2 separate regions of the Mus musculus genome follow, and region 1 is linked to region 2. The links are chromatin contacts, found by Hi-C or POLR2A ChIA-PET in ENCODE. All regions are on one chromosome and are shown on one strand. Each heading gives the region's core, a stretch centred on a gene start or an enhancer-like site at or near the end of the contact. The rest is flanking DNA. Distances are from core to core; before and after follow the strand shown. Region 1 holds the start of Pccb (propionyl Coenzyme A carboxylase, beta polypeptide). Region 2 holds the start of Nck1 (non-catalytic region of tyrosine kinase adaptor protein 1).

Region 1 (4,290 bases), core at 290-2,789, 490 kb after region 2:
ACAGATCGATAAATTTTAAGATATTCATACTTTCTGGTCCTCTTTTAGGACATCTGATTCACGGACATAATGAAAAACTTGCTTAAAGGGAACACAAATTAGCCTCCCAACTAAATAAACTCTGACAGCAGAAAACCTGCTCTGAAGGCCTTAATGTAAGAGCATCAGGATCTTGCCTGGGGTGCAATAGGCAACTGAGCAAGGGTGTCCCAAGAGAAAGGTTACCAGAGCAGTGACAGGCTTTCCCAGGGAACTTAATAGCCCTTCAGAGGGACCCCAAGGGAGAGAGGGCTTATGGCTCACCATAAACCTTACAACCACATTTACATCCCTAAGTGTCAAGAGGAATAAATAGTTTTCCTTGAGCATTTTTCTTTTTTCAAACCTAACTCAGGACATCTGAATCAACATTTGACCCAGATTTTCACACACTTGGGTAAGACTTGCATGCCCTTCACAGGAGCCCTTCCCTTAGGGAACCTTCATGTTAACTTATCCAGCTCTTCTGCCTGGACTCACTCAGTTGTCAAGGACACACTGGGCAAGTCTGGCTTCAAGTCTAGGGTCACCTCTTCCAGCTTCTGTTGTTTTTTGTTTTTCTGCTGCTAAATGACCTCCCCAGAAGAAGCTCAAATGTGATTCCCGCCTCAGCTGCTCTCAGCAGAGTAGCCTGAGAGTTTATAGAAAGTCCACCTGCTTCCTATGCAGCAGATCGATACATGAACCTCTCAAGAGGCCAACCAGACTTCCTCGGTCACAGGCGTCACAAATCCCCAGCACGCAGGGAGACAACACACCAGGTTAATGTGAACATAACCAAGTTTTTTCTAATACTTCGTGCCTGGGTTTTACTGCTTCCTTCCCCGAGAAGAGGGAAGGGAAAAAAAAAAAAAAAAAAAAAACTGTCATAAACACTTTCAGGCAGCGGGAGAACAATCCCGTCTTTTAAATTCAGAGCCTGTGGCCGATTAACGTGGCAATCTTATTCAAACAAGACCTGGAAGACATTATTCTGTTTACGGTGCTTTCTAAAGACCACCTTTCCCAAAAGTTCAAAGCTGCTAAGTGGAGCGCAGCTGGAGACCGGTCACATCCATCCATCCATCCGACGACCAATGCCCACCACCACCGCCTGGGGACCTCCCTAAGTGGTGCAGATGTCTACTGACACCCGAGGGGGCTCTAGGTTCTCCAGGTGGACGTTCTCGCCGCGCCCCTCCCAGGCGCAGCGCCTATTGGCTGGGAGGCTCGTGCGCCGCGAGCCCGGCGCGCTGTGATAGGGCGGGAGCGGAGGGGGCGGGACGCACTGGCGCCCGTGACTCACTCGCTTGTGCTGCGCGTCGATGCGGCGCTGGCCTCCTCCCAGCAACGCTGCATGGCGCTTGTTGTCGATGCGCTCTTTAACTGAAACCGGCTGGCTGCAAAGGCCGCGGGTCGTGATGCCGAGGCCGCAATTCAGAACGCTGAGCCTCGCTCCAGCCGCCACCGCCCGAATCCTAATCGCCGCCGCCATTTTTTTTTTTTTTTTTTTTTGACTGCCAGCGTGACACACACTGCACCTCAGGACGCATGCGCAGAGAGCGTAGACATTGCGAGTCTGCGCCTGCGCGTCGTCGCTGGCCCTAAAGCTGGTAGCAGTCACAGGCTTGCATTCAGGCTCAAGGCGGTCCTGTTCTAGGAAATACCTGCCTCTCAGCTCTGTGCCCGTGTAGCCACACAGAACAAGGACTTCATTCCTCGTTCTGCGTTAGCCATCTAAACTCCAGGCTTCGTCGACCCTCTTCCCCCCAAAAATGAATAGATAATGAGCTCTGACCAACTTTTACCAAATGCTGTGCCAGGTTTTGCTCTTAAAACTTAGCCTTGAAATAATTTATATCCAGATTTCAGAGATGGGATACACAGGAACAGAAGTAGGTTTGTATGGCGTCAAGACTGAAATGTTTTGTGAGCTACGTATTGAGCTCCAGAGAGGGTCTCTTAAAGGGGAGAGGAGCTGGGAAGCTACTTGGCTCAGTGCTAAGTTAAAGCCTTTGCCAGCCTGAGTATGAGGACCAAAATTGGGGTCCCCAAACTCAGTACTCAGCCAGAGTAATGAGTGTCTGTACAGAGAGGTTGCCTAGGTGAGATAGCTGACAGAAATAAAAGAATCCCAGGAAGCTCACGGAACAGCCACCCTAGCATGTACAGAAGCAAATGAGACCCAATTCTCACACAAATAAGGGGACCATTGACACCCCATGTTGTCCTGTGACTTCCACATGTGCACGCCCAAACTCTGATACACACAAATTATTTGATGTTTTTTAAGTTTGTGACGAGACACAGAATGGTGAAGTAAACTTTTAGAGACCATTGTGCTAGGTCTAGGCTCCATAGGGTTTTACAGTAGGGGAGAGAGGTTGGCCTCAACCCCGAATACACCAAAGACAAGATGTATCGGGGAGGGAGCTCAATGGATAGAAAATTAATAGGGAACACAGGGCAAGGAGCAATCTGACAAACAACGTTTGCTTGGTTGAAGGCAAGCCAGGGTGCTCAGACATCATTTGGGGGACAGTGGAAGAAGAACCTTATCAAATATGGAGGGCGATCCCTCATCAAGGGTGGAAGATTCTGGCATAACTGACTTAGCAGGATTCTTGGCAAAGCTACCCTCTAGAAGAGAGGACCTGGGAGCCAAGGTCAGTTCTATTCAAGAGATGCTCAGTAGAGCCTGACCGAAGTTTGGTCAAGAAGAGAATCTTGTCAACACAGCGGCTTTGGCATTAGCTGGGAGGAAATAGGAAAAGTAAACTAGGAGCAGACTGCTCGGGCTCAGACCTACTAATCAGAGGGGATGCAAGGCGGCGGCGGGGGCGGGGGGCGGGGGCGGGGGGGGGGGGGGGAGGCTGCTGACCTCTTAGCAAGGACCCTTTAGTCAGTTCAGATGCTAACATCTGAGAAGTGCTGCTCCAGTGCTTTCGAAAACTCTACTATGAATGCTTTCTCATCTGTTTACCCAGCGAAGTGGCAGGTCTTTAAGGCAAAGTACAAGGTGCATATTTCTCATTCTTAGCCAAAAAATAAAAAATAAAAAAATAAAAAAAGCCTGCCAGAGTTGATTATTAACCCTTCCTAAATCCACCTCACTCCACCTCTCTGCAGGACTCCCACAGAGTTCAAATTCTGGCCTGAGACTTTAACGTTAATGTCATTTTATTTATTTATTTCATTTACGTTTTGAGGCTCTCTCTCTCTTAAACTGGCCTGGAACTCATGATGTAGACAAGATTGGCCCGAAATTCAGAGATCCACCTGCCTCAGCCTTTCAAGTACTGGGATTAAACATGGCTGAATAATCATCTTTGAGCCACCTACTTGCCGCAAGTTGTGTTTCTTAGAACTGTTTCCCTCAACATAGACAGAAGCTGTCCAAGGTCTGAAGACTCCTGACTGGGCAAGGAACTCCTACATCTACGGGACACCAGATGAGAGAGCTCTTGGCCCTGCTTTTTTTTTTTTTTTAAGATTTATTTATTTATAGAGCCTTGGCACCCTTCATGATGGTGGGGAACTGGGGGTGGGGAAGCCTGAGAAACCCTTGAGTTCTTATGTCTCTCCCAGGACAAGAGCCCAGGCATCTGATGTTAGAACAGTCTGGATAAGGTCATCTCTACCAGTTACCTCTGTGTGATCTTGGACAACAGCCTCGGTTCCCACTTCTACTAAGTGGGAGTAGCTTTGTGTCATAGACTTACATGGCTTAAATGGGAGACAATGTGTAATGCTTAAAGATGCATGCAACCGTGAAGTGCTGGTTAAATTGTTGTCTAATAGATTACTAGTAGTTTCCTAAAGTAGACAGTCTCCTCCTCCTCCTCCTCCTCCTCCTCCTCCTCCTCCTCCTTCTTCTCCTCCTCCTCCTTCTTCTCCTCCTCCTCCTCCTCCTTCTCCTCCGCCTCCTCCTTCTCCTCTGCCTCCTTCTCCTTCTTTTTTTTTTTTTAAAAGACATGACCTCCCCGTGTAGTATGATAGGCTTAAAGTCATGTACCACCACACCTGGCTGAAATAGAGACTCTGGTCTTTTACTGAAAACTCCTCAGAGTGGAAGGAGAGTAACACAGCACATTTGTTTACTCTCAGACACAATGAACGAGTGGCCAGGAACCAACAGTAAAGCCTCAGTAAAGGCTCTTTAAGAGAAAGCTCCTTCTAGGCAAGAGAATAGTCGCTGGCCAGGGTGGAGCCCTGACGTTCCAGTTGAGCAAGTCAGTTTCCTGTCCGAGGGGCCACCCTTAGGAAGGTGGG
Region 2 (3,892 bases), core at 1,258-3,757:
TATGTAAAACAATGTAACTCTGGATGGGTGTCAAGATGCCTCTGTAGTTAAAGGTACCTACAGCCAAGCCTAAAAACCTGAGTTCACTTCATGGGACCTCTGTGGGGGACAGAGAACTGACCCCTCACAAGCTGTCCTGACTCTGGGTGTAGAAAATATAATAACCAATCACTTTTTTAAAAAATAGAACTTTAGACTGATGATACACCTCAAAGGTTTATGAGAAGCCATTGGTCTCACCCCAAAACTGAGGGAAGGCAAAAGAGACAGGAGAGGGAAAGAGAAGAGAGGGCGGGGAAGGGAGGAAGGAAATTAAGGAAGAAGGAAAGCTTAGCGAACTTTTCCTTTGCAAAGTTAGTAGTTTGCAGAGAATGTTTCTGTATTAGGACAGATGGCTCAGTGGTTAAGAGCTCTTGCAGAGGATCTCTGTTCTGTCCCCAGAGTCCACAGCACATGTCGTACAAAACACTACAAAACACATAAAATAAAAATAAACCCTTAAAAGACTGGAATCTAGAGGAAAGATATTACTAGTGTCTAAACAGTGAAAAATATGTTCAAAGTATTATTTTAAGATCAGCACAGGCAGAACACATTTGAGATCCTCCAGGCAGAAAATCCAGTTAGAGTTACTGAGTAGTTCAGAAACTGAAAAACAATATATAAGAATACAAAGGTAAGATTTTTTTTTTAAAGAAAACAACTACAAAAAAACAGTACAATGTTAAGGTTTATGTCTGGGTTCCTGAAAGCATGCTACTAATGTATCGCTAATGAAAGACAGCTTGGAGGCGTGGGGCATCAGTTGTGAAGGGAAGACTTTGAAGTTCTATTTCCTTGATAGGTTAAAGTGAGAATCAGGCAGGCCTGTCAAATTGTCGTCAAACTGTTGGATTTGTTAAATGCTCAGTTCACGTTTCCTCCAATTTTACTTAACAGTGAAATAATCATTTGATTTTCTGGCATTGAAAGCATCCATTCTTCCACATTGCCAGAGTTAATTCATTTTTTTTCAAGTTCTCCTGAGAAGGAATTTATTTACAATAATAATCACAACAAGCCTTGAACTCTAGAACGAAGTTCTCAAATTAGAAAATCAGCAGCATAAACTATCACTCAATGTTTAATAAGGCAATACATTAACGTGTCGACTTATTAATACACGGATCTGTTGGGCTTGGAAACCTAAACAATTTAAAATGCTTGCTGGGGAGGCAAATCTTTTCAAACATAATGCTCATACATACAGCGGAGACATCAACACAATGTACGCTTTAGTTACTCTAGCCAATTCCTACAGAAGTTTTCCCAGAGAAAGCACCACATGTGGCCACGATGAAAAAAAAGTACTAATCAACCAACGCATACGCTTTGACTTAACTATCACGATGTGAAGAGAATATCTATTTAAAAACAAGACTGAAAATGATCAATCAAAACTTTCTCCTTGGACTATTTCTCTGTTCATGTTGTGACGTCGCTAAAGGCTGAAAGCACACAATTGATTTCCAGGTGCTTAAGAAACCGTTAAGGCTGATTGATCATCATCAAGCTACCAAAGCTTTTGAAAATGGAACGCTTCTTGCAAAACTTGACCCGTTTTTTTGGCCGAACCCTGGATTCTCACTGCTCCCCACCCAAGATGGGGTCAGGAAGTTTTCTTCATCTCGTTCTTTCCTAACTCCTGTGAATTCTTTCCTAACTAAGGGCAGTATTTTTCTTCGGGTGACTTCAGCTCGGCTCGACGTTAACCGGTCATGTTACGGTCCTCAACCCTGAACAAAAAACCAGCTTCCTTCCAACCCAGCTGTTAACACTGAACCGACCTAGCACGGAAACCCGTACGACAACAGTACGAAACCAACCCAGAGGACTGCTTTTCCTGGACCAACCCCACCTCAACAGCCCCCGGACACCCACATCTCTCCTGCTCCGGAACGGGAGGGGGAGGGGAGGGCGCGCCCCGAGGATGTCCCCCCTCTCGGCTTCCTCAGGCTGGCGGCTGGAGGTGAGAGCGCCCTTCCTGCCAGCCTACCGTCCCGGCCTCGGACACCGACACAGACCGCCGACAGGGCTTTCTGCGGAGAACCGCCGAGGCAGCGCGCCGCACACTTGCCTGCCCGCCTCCCCGACCGGCGCTCGCAGCTCAGGCCAGAGGCCGCGGGGTCACCGGGCTGCACCGCGGACACCCGAGCTCCGCCGAGCGGCCTCCCCGCCCCCTCCGCTCCGCTCCGCCGCCAGCAGACGGCGCCCCCGGGCCAACTTCGCCGGGGAAAGAGGAAGCGACTAGAGACTAGCAGGCAGAGCGGACCGACCGGGAGACCGAAAGGACTGTGCGTGTGTCCGCACGCGAGCGAGGCCGTCTCACCTTCCCTCCGCCGAGCCCTCGGCTCCAGTCACCTGAGGACCGCACCGGGACGCCACCGCGGCTGCCCGGATGCCGTTACCGCACGAGGCCTGTGCTGCGCCGCCGCGTAGCTCTCGGAGAGGGGCGGGGCGCGCGCAACCGGTGGGCGGACCGTTGCGGGCAGGAAACCCGCTCCACGCCCAATCTAATAGGCTCCATCGCCTCCTGCGCCCGCCCCTGACGCTTCAGCGGAATGCGCCGCTCCGGGATTGGGCGAGCGGGCTTGTCAATCAAGCGCGGGCCCTGAGTGGTCCCTGAGCTGAGACTGCGCGGCCTTTGGACAGAAGGTGAGGAGCGCCGGGCCCCACCGCCCTGTTCTCCCCTAGCCTCCTCGGTGGCTGCTTACTTTCCGCCTCTCCCACTGCTACTAAAACCTGTCATTCATTTTAAATCGCTCATTAATGTCGAACAGCGGTCCCGAGTTCAACCCAGACTACTCTGGTGCCTGCATCTGAAAGGGCCGACCAGCTGCAGATCTTAGGGACAGGGAGCGACAAAGAAAATGAAGCCTCGGGGGAAAAATGTAAGATGTTTGTTAATGAAAACCACAACCAAAATAAGCTTTGCGAGCAACTTCCGAGTGCCCTGGCGCGTGGGTAGCCTTCATTCCCGGCTTCCAGTCCTGTGAAAAGGACAGTTACTTCTGCCCTAGGGGTGAGTATGGCAGTGGCACAGTCCCAGCCACCTGCCAAGGAAGGCATCAATAAATCGGCTCTCCTTCCTAACTTGCCTTACAGCGACTCATAACCTGCCTCACTATTTCCCAATCACCTTTGTTGCTTAGTGTGGGTGTGGCACCTAAAAGAAACATTCTAGGTTAGGTAATTTTATGGAAACACGAGTTTTTGCCTCCAGCGTAGCTGCACCCATATACCTAGATTGCAAAGTCTATTAAAAGAACTGTTTCACCCACGCCCACCTCGTGCCTAGCACATCATCCTCAACAATCGAGGAATTAATACAGCTTCCTTTCATCTTTTAAAAATTCATTTTTATTCTTTGTGTGTTCGAGTGTTTGGTGTACTTGTGTTATACTTGTGTATAATTTTGCTGCCCATGGAGGTCAAATGAGGGTATAGGATCTTCTGGAACTGGAGTTACAGATGGTTTTGAACCACCCTGTGGGTGCTGGGAATCAAACTCAGGCCCCTTGGAAGACCAGCGCTCTTAATCACTGAATCTCAGCCCCTTCCTTTAGCTATACTACAAGCCCTACCTGTAAATCCTAAAAAGTTGTTTTCTGCTTTTAACTTAATTGCATGTTAATAAATACATGGGTGGCCTGCCCTAGGTAAAATACAAGTTACCTGTAGCCCCTTTTAATCCTGAGTTTAGTTGAGAAAAGTAGAACATAAAACTGGGGAAAGGATACTCTGCCTATTGTTAGTATCAAAAGTAAGTAATGCAAATTATATATTTAAAAACATACATACCGAAGAGAAGGGGGTGATGCATGCAGAAGCAGGTGGATCGAGGCCAGCCTGG

What was found. A loop is a pair of places that touch in the nucleus more often than their neighbours do. ChIA-PET counts read pairs that join two places held with the same protein, here RNA polymerase II (POLR2A).
Region 1: a loop to region 2 is called in a map of T-helper 2 cell, with 2.6 times the contacts of the local background. The contact joins the promoter of Pccb here to the promoter of Nck1 in region 2. A Hi-C loop is called at or near these places in 1 of 37 maps with a recorded cell type or tissue (T-helper 2 cell). POLR2A ChIA-PET finds 5 or more read pairs at or near these places in 4 of 5 experiments (Patski and embryonic stem cell).

The regions. Positions count from the first base shown.
Region 1 is chr9:101,033,345-101,037,634 of GRCm38, forward strand. It overlaps Pccb (propionyl Coenzyme A carboxylase, beta polypeptide), which reads right to left and starts at 1,540. Exons shown (of 15, transcript NM_025835.3): 1 at 1,325-1,540. The coding sequence starts at 1,513.
Region 2 is chr9:100,543,627-100,547,518 of GRCm38, forward strand. It overlaps Nck1 (non-catalytic region of tyrosine kinase adaptor protein 1), which reads right to left and starts at 2,508. Exons shown (of 4, transcript NM_010878.3): 1 at 2,369-2,508. Gm46139 reads left to right here. Exons shown (of 2, transcript XM_017313741.1): 2 at 1,831-3,892. The coding sequence ends at 2,478.